Regions from separate parts of the Homo sapiens genome. Here region 2 is linked to region 1. A link is a loop called in an ENCODE intact Hi-C map of the cell type or tissue named here. Cell type or tissue: gastrocnemius medialis. All regions are shown on one strand. Links, peaks and the distances in the headings refer to the core of each region. The heading gives the core; the rest is flanking DNA. Region 1 overlaps SESTD1 (SEC14 and spectrin domain containing 1). Region 2 overlaps ZNF385B (zinc finger protein 385B).

Region 1 (8,342 bases), core at 226-8,225:
CAAATCCTTAGAGACCTACAAAGAGACTTAGACTCCCACACAATAATGGGAGAATTTAACACCCCACTGTCAATACTGGACGGATCAACGAGACAGAAAGTTAACAAGGATATCCAGGACTTGAACTCAGCTCTGCACCAAGCAGACCTAATAGATGTCTACAGAACTCTCCATCCCAAATCAACAGAACACACATTCTTCTCAGCACCACATCACACTTATTCTAAAATTGACCACGTAATTGGAAGTAAAGCACTTCTGAGCAAATGTAAAAGAACAGAAATCACAACAAACTGTCTCTCAGACCACAGTGCAAACAAATTAGAATTCAGGATTAAGAAACTCACTCAAAACCACTCAACTACATGGAAACTGAACATCCTGCTCCTGAATGACTACTGGGTAAATAAGGAAATGAAGGCAGAAATAAAGATGTTCTTTGAAACCAATGAGAACAAAGACACAATGTACCAGAATCTCCGAGACACATTTAAAGCAGCATGTAGATGGAAATTTATAGCACTAAATGCCCACAAGAGAAAGCAGGAAAGATCCAAAATCGACACCCTAACATCACAATTAAAAGAACTAGAGATGCAAGAGCAAACACATTCAAAAGCTAGCAGAAGGCAAGAAATAAGTAAGATCAGAGCAGAACTGAAGGAGATAGAGACACAAAAAAACCTTCAAAAAAATCAATGAATGCAGGAGCTGGTTTTTTGAAAAGATCAACAAAATTGATAGACCACTAGCAAGATTAATAAATAAGAAAAGAGAGAAGAATCAAACAGATGCAATAAAAAATGATAAACGGGATATCACCACTAATCTAACAGAAAAACAAACCACCATCAGAGAATACTATAAACACCTCTATGCAAATAAACTAGAAAATCTAGAAGAAATGAATAAATTCCGGGACACATACACCCTCCCAAGATTAAACCAGGGAGAAGTTGAATCTCTGAATAGACCAATAACAGGCTCTGAAATTGAGGCAATAATTAATACCCTACCAACCAAAAAAAAGTCCAGGACCAGACGATTCACAGCCGAATTCTAACAGGGGTACAAAGAGGAGCTGGTACCATTCCTTCTCAAACCAGTCCAATCAATAGAAAAACAGGGAATCCTCCCTAACTCATTTTATGAGGCCAGCATCATCCTGATTCCAAAGCCTGGCAGAGACACAATAAAAAAAAGAGAATTTTAGACCAATATCCCCGATGAACACTGATGCGAAAATCCTCAATAAAATACTGGCAAACCAAATCCAGCAGCACATCAATAGCTAATCCACCACTATCAAGTTGGCTTCATCCCTGAGATGCAAGTCTGGTTCATCATATGCAAATCAATAAACGTAATCCATCACATAAACAGTACCAACAACAAAAACCACATGATTATATCAACAGATGCAGAAAAGGCCTTCAATAAAATTCAGTAGCCCTTTATGCTAAAAACTCTCAATACTAGGTATTGATGAAACATAACTCAAAATAGTAAGAACTATATGACAAATGCACAGCCAATATCATAGTGAATGGGCAAAAACTGGAAGCATCCCCTTTGAAAACCTGCACAAGACAAGGATGCCCTCTCTCACCACTCCTATTCAACACAGCGTTGGAAGTTCTGGCCAGGGCAATTAGGCAGGAGAAAGAAATAAAGGGTATTCAACTAGGAAAAGAGGAAGTCAAATTGCCCCTGTCTGCAGATGACATGATTGTGTATTTAGAAAACCCCACTGTCTCAGCCCAAAATCTCCTTAAGCTGATAAGCAACTTCAGCAAAGTCTCAGGATACAAAATCAATGTGCAAAACCACAAGCCCTTCTATACACCAATAACAGACACAGAGCCAAATCGTGAGTGAACTCCCATTCACAATTGCTTCAGAGAATAAAATACCTAGGAATCCAACTTACAACGGATGTGAAGGACCTCTTCAAGGAGAACTACCAACCACTGCTCAATGAAATAAAAGAGGACACAAACAAATGGAAGAATATTCCATGCTCATGGATAGGAAGAATCAATATTGTGAAAATGGCCATACTGCCCAAGGTTAATTTATAGATTCAATGCCATCCCCATCAAGCTACCAATGACTTTCTTCACAGAATTGGAAAAAACTACTTTAAAGTTCATATGCAACCAAAAAAGGAGTCCACATTGCCAAGACAATCCTACGCAAAAAGAACAAGGCTGTAGGCATCATGTTACCAGACTTCAAACTATACTACAAGTCTACAGTAACCAAAACAGCATGGTACTGGTACCAAAACAGACATACAGACCAGTGGAACAGAACAGAGGCCTCAGAAATAACACCACACATCTACAACCATCTGATCTTTGACAAACCTGACAAAAACAAGAAATGGGGAAAGGATTCCCTATTTAATAAATGGTGCTGGGAAAACTGACTAGCCATATGTTGAAAGCTGAAACTGGATCCCTTCCTTAAACCTTATATAAAAATTAATTCAAGATGGATTAAAGACTTAAATGTTAGATCTAAAACCATAAAAACCCTAGAAGAAAACCTAGGCAATACCATTCAGGACATAGGCATGGGCAAGGACTTCATGACTAAAACACCAAAAGCAATGGCAACAAAAGCCAAAATTGACAAATGGGATCTAATTAAACTAAAGAGCTTCTGCATGGCAAAAGAAACTACCATCAGAGTGAACAGGCAAACTACAGAATGGGAGAAAATTTCTGCAATCTACCCATCTGACAAAGGGCTAATATCCAGAATCTACAAAGAACTTAAACAAATTTACAAGAAAAAAACAACCCCATCAAAAAGTGGGCAAAGGATATAAATAGACACTTCTCAAAAGAAGACATTTATGCAGCCAACAGACACCTGAAAATATGCTCATCATCACTGGCCATCAGAGAAATGCAAATCAAAACCACAGTGAGATACCATCTCACGCCAGTTAGAATGGCGATTATTAAAAATCAGGAAAAAACATGCTGGAGAGGATGTGGAGAAATAAAAACTGTTTTACACTGTTGGTGGGAGTGTAAATTAGTTTAACTATTGTGGAAGACAGTGTGGTGATTCCTCAAGGATCTAGAACTAGAAATACCATCTGACCCGTGATCCTATTATATCCTGGTTATATACCCAAAGGATTATAAATCATGGTACTATAAAGACACATGCACACGTATGTTTACTGCGGCACTATTCACAATAGCAAAGACTTGGAACCAACCCAAATGTCCATCAATGATAGACTGGATTAAGAAAATGTGGCACATATACACCATGGAATACTATGCAGCCATAAAAAAGGATGAGTTCATGTCCTTTGCAGAAACATGGATGAAGCTGGAAACCATCATTCTCAGCAAACTACCACAAGGACAGAAAACCAAACACCACATGTTCTCACTCATAGGTGGAAACTGAACAACGAGAACACTTGGACACAGGGCGGGGAACGTCACACACTGGGGCCTGTTGGGGGTTGCGGGGCTGGGGGAGGGATGGCATTAGGAGAAATACCTAATGTAAATGACGAGTTGATGGGTGCAGCAAACCAATATGGCACATGTATACCTATGTAACAAACCTGCACGTTGTGCACATGTACCCTAGAACTTAAAGTATAATTTAAAAATAAATTTAAAAAATAACATAAACATACTAGTCCACATTCTTCTACAATGGGATATCTGACCTAAATACATCTGAGTGGATTATACTCTCAAACAAGGAATGAAGCCAATAACAGACATTCACCTAATATGAAATAATAAAGAGTAGAAAGAAAAATACCTTAAAAAAAAAACTTGTCTTGTAAAGCAGGCTAAGAAATGAAAGAATTAAGGAATTCACAACATTCGTAACAAAAAAAATACACAGCACTTCACTTATCCTATTTATATGGTCATTTAAAGCAGCACCTATTTTAAGTCATAGTTCATTAAATAGAAAAGAGGCGGAAAGCCACACTTCATGACAAATTAAATGCCTTAGAGACTGGTAAATATAAAGGAAAATGCAACCATGATTTTGTGTTACCTTCAACCAAAAGCAAGAAGCACCAAAAAAAACTAATATCATTTCTAGGTGCAAAATAAGTACTTCTTAGAACAAAGCCCTTCTACAGTTAGGGACAATGAATTCTGAGAACTAGAAATACAGGGAGACTAGGTTTCCATGGATATTTGTATCCATTTCCTAGTTTAACTATCTTTCCCAGTATTGTGGAGATTTAAAGAGGAAAATAAAGGCAACCAAGGTGTATTTAAGTTTGTATTTTGTCTCCCCAAGGGCAGAGACCACGTCATTTATTTTTGTATTTATTTGCTCACTCAACAAATCTATACTTAGAACCTAACAGATTGACAGAAGTCCAGGCAGTGGACATTTCTGGCATTCCCAAACATCTGATGAATTAATGGATAAATGAACAATAAAATGAACAAATGGTAAAGCAAAACACTTACTCTAAGAATCCTAACATTGTCACAACTACCTGAATGCCAACACCTTGACGGGAAATCACAGGATTCACATGTGCATGCTTTTCCTTCCAGCTGTCTATCTACTGGGAGAGCCACCCAAGATCCCGCAGCTACATAAGTTGCTGGATGCCAAGAACAGCAAGTTCTTGGTGGTTAAGATGGACATCAGTGGGTGCCATCAATGAGCTGCCATTAGAGGGCAGCAGAGGATGTATTCAGCAGCAGAAAACAGAATTGCAGGCCTTTTAATCAAGACTGGGAAAACTGCACTTTATGAGAGACTGTAATTGATGATGTGAGTGGGTACACTAGAACTCCCCTCTCAATAAATATAAATCAACCAGTTTATTTGGAAAATTTAGTTAAATTCTTCAAGGAGCATTTCTTAACAACCAGTGAAAACCCATTAGGGTAGCGTAGGGGTAACTAAATCATCTCTAGTAAGTCTACATCACGTAGACACAAAATGGCAATGAACAAAATTAGAATGCAGGCCCTTTGGCCTTGCATTTCCAGAAGAAATACTATAGTTATAACTATCCTTAAGTTGAGATTAGAAATATTTTCAACTGTTGTTACAAAGTAAGAGCAATTTTAGAAATTAACAAATACAAGTACTCAGTGCTCTATCACTCCACATATTCATATATAAAATTATACAGAAATAAACATTATTCAACTTTAGGATAATAAATTGGTGAAGCAAGTCAACAATGGAAATTTTATGTAATTTGTGTGTTATTGCAGGTGCCAGTGCATGATTACTAATCTGGTTTTGCAACAATATTGACAGTTGTAGAGGAAACAACAACAATCCTTTGAGTAGACCTAAAATGAAAGTTATTTTTTAAAAGGGCTTTCACCAAAATACAGATTTATCCAAATGTATAGCTCCTCTAAATTAATTTGAAAGTTAAAGTTTCACCGAATAATATCATTTTTACCATATGAATCAAGAACTAGTTTATTCAGTAAGAAATGGAGAAAAGGAAAAGAAAGCCTCTGAGATTTCAAGTTTTCTATAAAACTACTGCTAATCCACCTTAAGAGACAAAAAAATCTACATTAAGAAGTCTAGTGGAACATTAAAAGTCCTATACTATATTTAAAATTCAAAAGTCTACTGAAAATGGTAATGACAGCCCACCACTTAAAAACCCTTTTCAAAAACTACAATATAAGCCACTACCCCTAGACCATCCTCCTCACTCTGTCCCTTCTCCACCCCTCTAGGCATTCTACCAAACCCTTATCAACAGCAAACCTCCATTTTTGAAGGTCCAGATTTAAAGTTCCTTAACTTTCATATTAATATATGAAAAAATTTTAAAAATCTTTGGCTCTTCTTAATTTACAGATAAATCCTTAGTTTGACTGCTTCTTCACCAAAATAGGAGCAGCAAAAGGAAAAAGGAACATTGCACTAGAGGAGCAAATCACACTTGTGGAATTCCAGGAGGGTCAAGATATTCCTGGAACCCCCAGCTTTAGAGTATCCCCTATGGCTAGGACCTCATTATCTACTGCCACAGTTCCCTTAGATGAGCTCTCTACCTGTACATTTTCTGCATCTAAGCCTTGTGTTGAGCTCTAGAAACCTGAACCATTTCCTTTTCCTTTTCCAAGGCATGCATGTGTCCACTAAATTCACCTAGCTGGGTGAGGTCTCCTTCCATCACCAGAAGAGGAAATGGATACAGCCACAATAACTTCACAAATTCCAGCATCTAATTTCCAGATTCCAACCCCTCTTCACCTACTGTAGGTGTTTCCTCTCCTCTTCTTCAACTCAGAATTTCTCTGGGTCATTACAAAACCTCATTCTCTCCCAATCTTCCTCCTAGAAAGAAGTGTTCTTCCTCTCTCCTTGGTTAAAAACACACATGCCTTCCATTGAGTTAAGACTAAATGTAATATTCCAGATATATAAGATTTAAATGCATTCGGAACAGAGGTTCAGATGTATTTCAGGGCCCCTAATTCCACATAATTGGCATAACAAATTAATTTTTAGTGCCCAAATGTTTATATGTTCACTACCACAAATACATAAAATAATACTTTTGTTCAAATGAAATAATATACCTGTATCATGAATTGAGATTTTGGCACTAAATTTTTTTGTCTGTATAATGTAAATATTTGGTATGTACCAAACACTACATTGGGGAGGGGAGGAAATGTAAAAATAGTTTTTAAAAAAGGTTAAAAAAGTTTTAACTTAAAAAATGGAATATTGCTTTAAAATGGAAATTATAATAGTGTTACCAAGGCAGAAAAAAGCCAGTGAGATGTATGAGTTGCTTTCATCAGAGTGAAAGTCCCATTAAAAAAAAAAAAATGGGGCTGGGTGCAGTGGCTCACACCTGTAATCCTAGCACTTTGGGAGGCCGAGGCAGGTGGATCACCTGAGGTCAGGCGTTCAAGACCAGCCTGGCCAACATAGTGAAACCCCATCTCTACTAAAAATACAAAAATTAGCCAGGCGTGGAGGTGCATGCCTGTAACCCCAGCTACTCGGGAGGCTGAGGCAGGAGAATCGCTTGAAGCCAGGAGGCAAAGGCAGAGGTTGCAGTGAGCCAAGATGGCGCCACTGCACTCCAGCCTGGGTGACAGAGTGAGACTGTTAAGGAAAAAAAAAAAAAAATGCCCCAGGCATGGTGGCTCATGCCTGTAATCTCAGCACTTCGGAAGACCAAGGTGAGAGGACTGTATGAGCCTACGAGTTTGAGACCAGCCTGGGCAACACAGTGTGACCCCATCTCCACAAAAAATAAAAAAATTAGCCAGGCATGGTGGTATGCACCTGTGTGGTCCCAGCTACTCAGGAGTCTGAGGTGAGAGGATCCCTTGAGCCCAGGAGGTCAAGGCTGCAGTGAGCCATGATTGTGCTACTGTACTCCAGCCTGGGTGACGGAGTTAGACCCTGTCTCAAAAAAAAAAATTAAAAAACAAAAAACAACATATATTGTATTTTTTGTAGTAAAACTACTGAAACAATAGAACATTCTGCAAATTTTCAATCTGGTCAACTATTAAACTTGTTCAATTATTAAAATGTCATTTTGGAACAAACATAGGACACATGGAAAACCAAGTATTTATAGAGTGACCACCTCTTTTCTCTCTCATAAGGACTGTAAGCGATATTAGCTATCTATCCCAAAAAAAGACTTCCCCCACCAAAGATCTCTCTACTATGGGATTCTGTTCCAAAGAGTTGTTCTCCCTGAAATAAAGTTTAGTGCAGTGGCAAAAAACATGGCCTTGGAGCCAGGGTGTGACTCCCGGCCAGCCACTTACTAGCTATGTGGTTTTGGCAATTCCTTTAATTTCTTTTATGAGCAAATCACTGAACCTAACTCACAGGACTGGGACTTAAGTGAGCAAATTTGTATATATAGTTTAGTATACTCAGGATAAGCACCCAATAAATGGCATTTATTACTAGCAGCTAAATCTTCCTTCCTCCACTAATTACTGGTTTACCAGTTTACTACCAGTAACTCCACTGAGGCCACCGTGAAAGCATTCCCACTAAGGCATTCTTGATCCAGAAAAATAACAGTCCCAGCCTTATCCTGATACTTTTTTATATTCCAAGAATATTCTTTCATCCTCATATTAATACTTATATATGATTCTATTAATAACCCAATGTTCTCACATGAAAAAGCTGAGGCACAGAGAAGTAATCTGCTCAAAATAATATAGAAATTAACAGATTTATAAATCATAAGAGATCATTTAGTCTAACCTTTCCATGTTGTAGATAAGGAAACTAAAATCTGGAGACACAGATTTGCCATCCTAAGGCCACAAAACAAGAAAGTAGCCTGTGAAACC
Region 2 (8,342 bases), core at 167-8,166, 520 kb after region 1:
GTGTAGGCTCACGTCTGTAATCCTAGCACTTTGGAAGGCCCAGGTGGGTGGATTGCCTGAGCTCAGGAGTTCGAGACCAGCCTGGGCAACATGGTGAAACCCCATCTCTACTAAAATACAAAAAATTAGCCAGGCATGGTGGTGAGCACCTGTAGTCCCAGCTACTCAGGAGGCTGAGGCAGGAGAATCACTTGAACTCGAGAGGCGGAACTTGGAGTGAGCAGAGATCATGCCACTGCACTCCAGCCTGGCGACAGAGCGAGGCTCCGTCTCCAAACAAAACAAAACAAAACTTTATACTGGAGTAAATGCAACTCACTAATGCTGTTCTCTTTTCACGTCTTGCCTTCATTTCCAAACCTCATCACATTGTTTATTTATAGTCTTTACTGTTAAGTTGTCATTCAAATGCAAACATTCAAGCTGGGTTGCACATGGAACTGGGCAGAATTTGGTGTGACATATGAAAGCTGTTGAGTGGCGGTGTGGGGCTTGAGAGGTCTAGGTTTAACTTCCAGTTATCCTGTCTTCAGCGAGTCACTTACCTTTTTGATGATGCTTATTTATTATCAAGTATAACGAGAAAATGTTACTTTTCTCTACTTCTCAGGGTTATAGTAAGGATCAAATGAAATAATAGTTGGAAATGGGTAAAGAGTTAAAAGCAATAAAGTTCCTCAATTCCCTTTCAGAAACTCCCTTTTTTTTTCCTGCCCAGGCCCATTCTTTATGTGGCCCCCACCTACTCAAAACCTCACATGTTGTGCCATCTAACTTGTGTCTCCTGTAATCCGGCTCCATATCGCCCATCAATATCTACCTGTTTTAGGTTTTAACTTTCAGACCCTAACTTTTATTAAGACATCTATGATTGAAAAAAGAATCTAAAAATAACAACAGCTGAATTTATTGAGTACTTTACCACATGCCAAATCATAAATTCAATTGCAACCCCACAGCTTTTACTAGGATAATTTCTGATTACATCATATTCCCCGCATGTTCTCTCCACTTGCTATGCAAAAACCTTTATATATATTATTCTCACTTAATCTTTGCAACAAATAAAATTGAGTCTATTATTATTCTTGTTTTACAGATAAGGAAACCGAGACTTGGAAAGTGAAGTAATTTGTCCATGATCACACAGCTAAATTGTGGTGGAGCTGCGCTTTGAATGCCTCAGAAACTGTTCCATAACTCCACTACTCCACTGCTTCTCCTGAATGCAGAACTAATGTAATGAACAAATGGTCACTCATGCATTACCTTTGAAATTTAACATGCTCATATAATCATAGAGTCTGAAGTTAGAAGATCATCTACTTTAATGATCTATCCAACCCTTAAACCTCCTTTATCATATGCCTAAGTCACAATCTGCCTTTTGCTTCAGTAACACCCATGAGGTATCTGTACCATGTCCAAAGAAAAAAGGAACGCCTTCATCTTCAGACTGCTCTATTGGGAAGTTCTTTATATCAAGCAAAAATCTTTCTTCTTGAAAACTCTGTCTACTGACATTAATTTTACCCAAGAGCTTTATTGAAAAAATATAATTCGAATGTTACATAAAATAAGTCCCCTGATAATCTCTTCCCCTTGATAAGGTACTCAGTGCACCTTGACCAGGCTGGTCACCTTCAAATGAAAACACCTAAGGCCCTCCTCTGCATTTCACCCAAACTCCAGGCACGCTCCTGCCCAGCTGAGCAAAGAGCAGGACTCCAACCTTCATTGTTATAGATACTCTATTTCTACAATTCCCATCTAAGAGACCACTAAGATTGTGTGAAACAATCATATCACGCTTTTGACTCATATGATGAGTTTACATTTTATCAATATTCCTACATCGTTTTTCACTACTTCCTCCACTTACTGTTAGTTGAAACTGATCATGTTGGAGTTGGGCCACTTTTCTAGAATAGTGGTTTTAACTGAGGCTGCACATTAGAATCACGTTGGGAGCTTTAAAAATACTGATTCCTAGATAGCAGCTGCAGAAATTCTAATTTATTTAGTGTGGGAGGTGGCTCAGGATTTACATCAATTGTGTCTTCCTATATATGTATTATCCCAGTTTGATAACATCTACAGATTTAATGGCTAAGTCATCAATGTTCTCACCAAGTCATTGCAGAGTCCTGGAGCCTTCCCTTAAGTTAATATTGGCCAGGTAGATTTTAGGTATAGATATTCAACCAGTTACAAATCCACGAAATTACACTGTCATTCAGTCCAGAGTTTTCTACTTTGTTCACAAAATAATATCAACAAAGACTTTGTTAAATATCTCACAGAGAACTAGTCTAGGGCACTGGTTAAAAGCATGGATTCCACCACCACTGCAAATTCAAATCTCAGCTGAGCTAGCTAGATTACTTTGGGAAGGTACCTTAATCTCTCTGTACTTCAGTTTCCCTAATGCTTACCTATAGGATTGTTGTAAAGATTAAATGAGTTTATACATATAAAACGTCTTGCATATGGTTAGCTTGAAAGTCAACTATCATTCCTGTTATTATTAAGTCTCATTATACACCATTTATTGCATCCACTCCATTTTAAAAGGACAATGATAATATTTGCTGCTGGAGAGCTGATCTGATGCGGTATATAGGCTGAGTGGTGAGAGATGATGAGGTACCTCGGGGTTTATCGATTATAGAACAGGCTCCTCTAGAGGGATATAAAGCACTGCCAAGTCTTTTGAGTCTTAAGCTGTTGCTTGTAGTACTCTGGTGAATAGTTTTGTTGGTTGAACTATTTGGGTTTAGAACTAAGCATAGTGGGGTATCTAATCCCAGTTTGAGTCTTAGCTATCGTGTTTTCAGGGTGTTAAAGTCACTTTTGTAGTTTATTTTTACTTCAGTTGAAGCTTTTTACAGCTTAGACGGAGTTTAGCTTTACTGTAGGTTTACCTTAAACACGCTTTTCACCAGATTTTATTAGTTTGGGTTAATCGTATGATCATGGTGGCTGGCACAAAATTTACCAACCCTGGAGTATTAGTATAGCTTAATCAAACTTTTGGTTATTGCTGGTTAAATCAGTTGTAGCTGAAGCAAGTGATAAGCATCAGAGATCATTTCCAAGCCATACCCATTTTCTCCTTACCCCCATTAAAGCATGATTCAGAGCCCATTACAGGATTTCTAACTACTGCAAGAGTGGTATTCATTGCTTACCTTACTAAATCACACAAAAGTAGCTACGTACTTAAATTACACAAAATCCAAAAGCTCCTAGATTAAGAGTTAACTAATTTATTATAACTATACTATTACCCATTGTGCAATAATAAAAAATACAGAAAGTATGGAAAAATGACAGAAAAAGAAGCCCTTACAGATTCATTTCTGAATCTGCTTACTCCTGGATATTTTGAAATTTCTTCAAAATGTAGCCTGCCCTCTCCCAGCACCCAAGAATCCTGAGTAAAGAAATTCCCCTTTAACTTGCTGGAAGGAAGGGAGAGTTCTAGATGTAAAGTCATTTCTTCCATTGTCTGCTTAAAAACCACCACTAATGGAAAATGAATCAGAGAAACAGAAAACTGGCAGTACTATAGATCTCCAAGTGAAATTCACACATCAAATTTGAAATGTGAGCAAAAAGATGATTTGCTAAATGTCCCAGTGGCATTTCAGAGTCCCTGGAAGAAGTCAGGGACAGAGGGCTCCTCATCTCTGACAGTCTAGGTGTTCCCTGGGGGAGGCATCTTTTTGTCATTCAATTGCCATTTGCCAAGAAAAGATAGCTATTGACCAGCATCACCTTTTAAGAAATTAAAAGAAATAGAATTCTTCAAATTAGGAACTTTAACTTACCTTTCAGCACCTTTTCCAAAAATTTGAGGACAAACGTTGTTGGAAGATCTTTAGGGATTGAAATTTAGATTATGGATTCACATTGGTATTTTGCGATAACAAACACGTCACACAACCAAATAGGACTGAAGTAAGTAGGAGGACATTGATGCCAACATGGGGACGGGAGTAGACTATTTAAGGTAAAAAGGGATCAGAATCTTTTCCTAAAGAGCATAGTTTAAATACAAGAAAAGGCCACCAACATCAGTTTAAACTAGTAGAAGAAGTAACGCATAACACAATAACGTTTATGACTAGTCAAAAGTGGGAAACAGATTGATGAGTGGAGGCAAAAAATATCTTGAGAGATTTAAAATGATCAGATTGAAATAAGGGTATAGTGTTAACAGACAAGAAAAAAAGGGAAGAAAACAGGAATTTGTCCACTAGGGCAATAGACACTGAAAAATGAACTAGATTATTTGGTGGGAGTAACATTTAATTCAAAGAAGATATGGTTTTGTAAGAAGTACTTTCTTGGGATGGTAGACTTAATCCATTTCCAAAACTTGGGTTAATGGCACTCACATTCAACTGATCAATTCAGGCTCAAAACAGGTTCCTGGTTTGAATGTTGCATAACTGACAGAGAACTGAGGTGGCATTTTAGACTGGAAACAGAAAGGTTAGGTTTAAGAAATTACTCCAAATATGTTGTCCATATTATTTGTTAATCAACTGCAGGTTCTCCTAACACCACATTCTGTTATAGTACATGTGGTTCACTTCTGTGATTTTTTTTCTCATTTTGAGAATCAAATTATACACTGATGTCTAGTTTTGACTGTTAAGGATATTAACAAAAAGGAGGAGGGGAATATTAGTAAGTGAGAAAAGAGAAGAAAGGTAATACAGAAGCTGAGTGGGCAAAGGGGATTTTGCAATATGGCCTGAAGTGACATGAACACTCTCAGCAAAGGACCCTTTATTCCACAGGGAGGTTGCCCAATATCTAAGAGTAACATTCAGATCCAGGATAGAACATTCTGTTCTGTTCCAGTGTGGTTAAAATTGGGATAGCTTGGGTGTGGGAATGGAGTTTTGGTAAACAGCTGAGCATGTGCACAATTAATATTATATTAATATGTTATAAAGTTGTTAAAAGAATTCAATAAAAATCTACCTATAAATATTTTGACATCATATGAGGCACACAGTAGGTATATAATAAATATTGTATCTATTCTATTTTATTCAGCTATGGTAAATGGAATAATTAAAGGATTCCAAAGATTTTCTTCTAGGTCAAGTTTGCAAGTTACTCTGCCTCTCGGAGAAATCTAGTGGGTGGCAGTCAGAACTAAGTCCTAAAATCAAAAGGGTAACAAATATTTAAATAAAGGCCAGATGAACGGGTAGGGGAGAAGGCATTGAAAGAGGCACCTGACATTACGCATCTTAACTACAACAAAACAAAATGAATTAATAAGTATCTCAAACCTGCTAAAGAAGGAAAATCCCGAAAATATTCTAGTTGACAAGGGATGACAATTAGAAATTAATTGTATAATACTCATTAATTATTCAAAATGTTACTGATACTTATTTAATGTGCTGCCTTTATTATACTAGTAATTATAGAAGGCTTTCATTTATTATTTGTAATTTAGATTCCATCAGTCCTTTATTTCTTGACACCATTTTAAGTTTCTCAGATAGTAACTTTCTTTCCCTAGGAGTTTTCAGGCATAAACCCTAACAGTTAAAACTGATCACTTTTACAGGAATGTGCAGCCTCCATTTTGGCACTGGTAAAACCAATTTTCTAGGCCATTACTGGAGACTCACTTTTTTATTTAGAAAGTAGGTAGAGTTTCCAGATGCAATACAAGACACTTAGTCCAAGTTGAATTTCAGCTAAACAACTAACAATTTTCAATATTAAGTATGTCCCAAATATTGCATTGGATATATACTAAAATATTATTTATTGTTTTAGCTAAAATTCAAATTTAACTCAGAGTTCGATATTTTTATATACTAAATCTGGAAACCCTAAAACTTGAAGTTCCTAGTTCATTAATAGGAAGTAGGAAAAAAAGTAAGTGAAAAGACTGAAAGTAAATAAAGCTTTAAGGTAAGAAGCAACTTTCTCACTAAAGTATACTCATCTTAGCAACATACCTCAAAAGAAAGTACAAACTCTATAAATTGCCCAAATTATTGTTGGATTTATACAATCAGGAAAGCCAAATTTGGATAGTACTTTCATTTTGCAATCATGTTTCTCAACTAAAACAGGTTTGTATCTGCTATTTTTTGTAACTAGTCATTTTTAAGAACTGCTGAAGAATAATTCAAGATGCTATACCTTAATACAAAAGTGAAAAGATGCAGGCAAATCACTGAGATTTATATCCTCATGATTTCATAAATCCTACTACTTCTGAAGGAGAAATTGCTACTAAGACTTCAGGCAGATATGCCAAATTAATCCCTTCTTTCTTCTGAGTGAATGTCCTATGTTCTATGTAATACGACAAATGTCACTATTCTAAGAGAATTCTAACATTCTAAAACTTTTTTAAAAAGATTTTCATTTATTAAACATGTTATATCATCAGGAATTTCAAAGAGAAAATGTCAATGCCCTCTAAGTTTCTAATTCTCAACCCACAAATTCAATTTGTTTCATGGGCTTTGGGGAATTAATAAATATGAGATATTTATTTGTAAGTCAAAATCTAAAACTGAGTCCCCCTGACAATCTGATGATGATTTGTGACATAACATTCCCAAAAGAAGAAAAAAAAGTTTCACATTTTGCTTCATCTAAAAACACAAAATTGTTTTCTAATTATAATGGCACATATTACACTCTGTATTTCAATAATATTTTATCTTGACTCTTTACATGTGTAATCACTTAACCCAGGCAAAGATCTAATAATTAACAAGAAAAAAATCATGAAATTCAGGATTTATGAAGTGTTTTCAGTTCCCTTGTCAAGACCACATGAGGGAAAAAGTATAATAGCAACATCCAAATATGTACTCTATTCCACCTGCATATCCATTACCACAATGCAAAGAATCAGCACAAAAATAAATACTCCACTAAATGTCCTGGTAATTTTGATCACCTCTATTTCAAAATGCATTATTCAACCAGGGTTATCTTCTGATAGAAAGAGAAGGTTAAGGAAAGCATTCTTAGCACATTGACAAATGCATTTCATTTTTATTATGTGGAAACAAACAAAAACTGTATTTAATATTAATATCATTTTAGCATTTGAGAGCTTTTGCTTTTCTAAATGAGATGATTGCATGAAAGAAGGCATTTTTTGGGTCAAATTTCCAATGTATCTACAGGTTGTTTTAATTTCATTATTTAACTCGCCGTACTCATAGCACATACACGTACAACTAAGTACAAATCGCTTATATCAAATATAAGATGTATTAAAGCCTTTCCCTCTCTCCAACAGTGCTCTAGGATGCATTACCAGGCAAGCAGATAAGTGTAATGATGAATTGCATAATATGGCCAACATTAATAGAGTGGTTTTCTACAAATGTATTGCAAAAAATAAATACTTCACATTTCAGAACATAACTATTTGGATGTCACATGTTAGCAAAGGACAAAGTGGCAGATATTAGCAACTTTAAATCTGTAGGTCCTGGATTAAACAATATAAAGGAACTTGAGAGAAATGACAATGCATCTAGAGCACAGATGAGGTTGAAGGTAAGAGTCTATTCTTGAGGGTCTAATTAGGTTCTTCCCATCTCTCCATTTTTTTTTTTTTTTAAATCATAGAGACGCCTTAGCAGAAGCTATCGGCTTTGACAGTACACCGAAATCCTGGCAGTGAACCATAAATTGACCATTACCATAAAAAGAGCTGCTAAACGAGAAACCATGTGCTCAGTATAAAACTAATTTCATGCTTTCAAAAGCACACAGTGGCTTCTAGCAAGATAGTGGCCCTGGGACTTGCCGAGACAGATTGGTGAACACAAATGGTTTGCTCCTGATGCGTCTGCTTAGCCAAGCTTTACGTGTACTGGCAGTAAAAGAGGTTCTCGAGCCTTCTATCAAACAAATACACACTTAGCTATAACTTTAAAGCTGAAAGCTATAAAACAGCTGCCTCAAATAAATATAGCAGGAAAAACACATACACTTATATACATACACACCCCATGTGCCATGCTAGCTGCTTCCAATCAAAGAAAAATAGATTCCCCTGCCAACCTAATATACTAAACAGACACTTAATAAGCACAATGCTATTTAATACATTATAACCCTCACACTCCATTCATGCTTAGAAACACCAGAATTAGAGTTTAGCCAAGCCTAAGCAATAGCACTCCATCTACTTGGAGGCTAACTTTGTGTCTGCCCTTATCTAGTTGGCTTTCAAATACCATATACTTACAAGGCTACATCAAACCTTTCCAAGCATGATGATCTAGTAATTTAACCTCTCCAGGTGAGCACAGGTATTTTATTTA

The links. Hi-C counts contacts between places; a loop is a spot of excess contacts. Peaks named below come from ENCODE experiments on the same cell type or tissue, not always from the same donor. Only the 100,000 strongest peaks of a DNase experiment are listed, where the experiment ranks them.
Region 2: it touches region 1 in a loop (2.7-fold over the local background); 29 of 110 quality-filtered maps call a loop at or near these places.

The regions. Positions count from the first base shown.
Region 1 is chr2:179,214,491-179,222,832 of GRCh38, forward strand. The region is part of intron 1 of SESTD1 (SEC14 and spectrin domain containing 1); the gene reads right to left. Among named protein-coding and RNA genes, the nearest start is that of SESTD1, 46 kb to the right of the region's middle. In gastrocnemius medialis, for the core only: a CTCF peak has its summit at 4,696 (motif pointing right); a DNase peak (open chromatin) is centred at 4,651; H3K27ac peaks cover 486 bases.
Region 2 is chr2:179,736,696-179,745,037 of GRCh38, forward strand. The region is part of intron 3 of ZNF385B (zinc finger protein 385B); the gene reads right to left. Among named protein-coding and RNA genes, the nearest start is that of MIR1258, 120 kb to the right of the region's middle. In gastrocnemius medialis, for the core only: no CTCF peak of the experiment used is centred there; a DNase peak (open chromatin) is centred at 4,786; H3K27ac peaks cover 1,955 bases.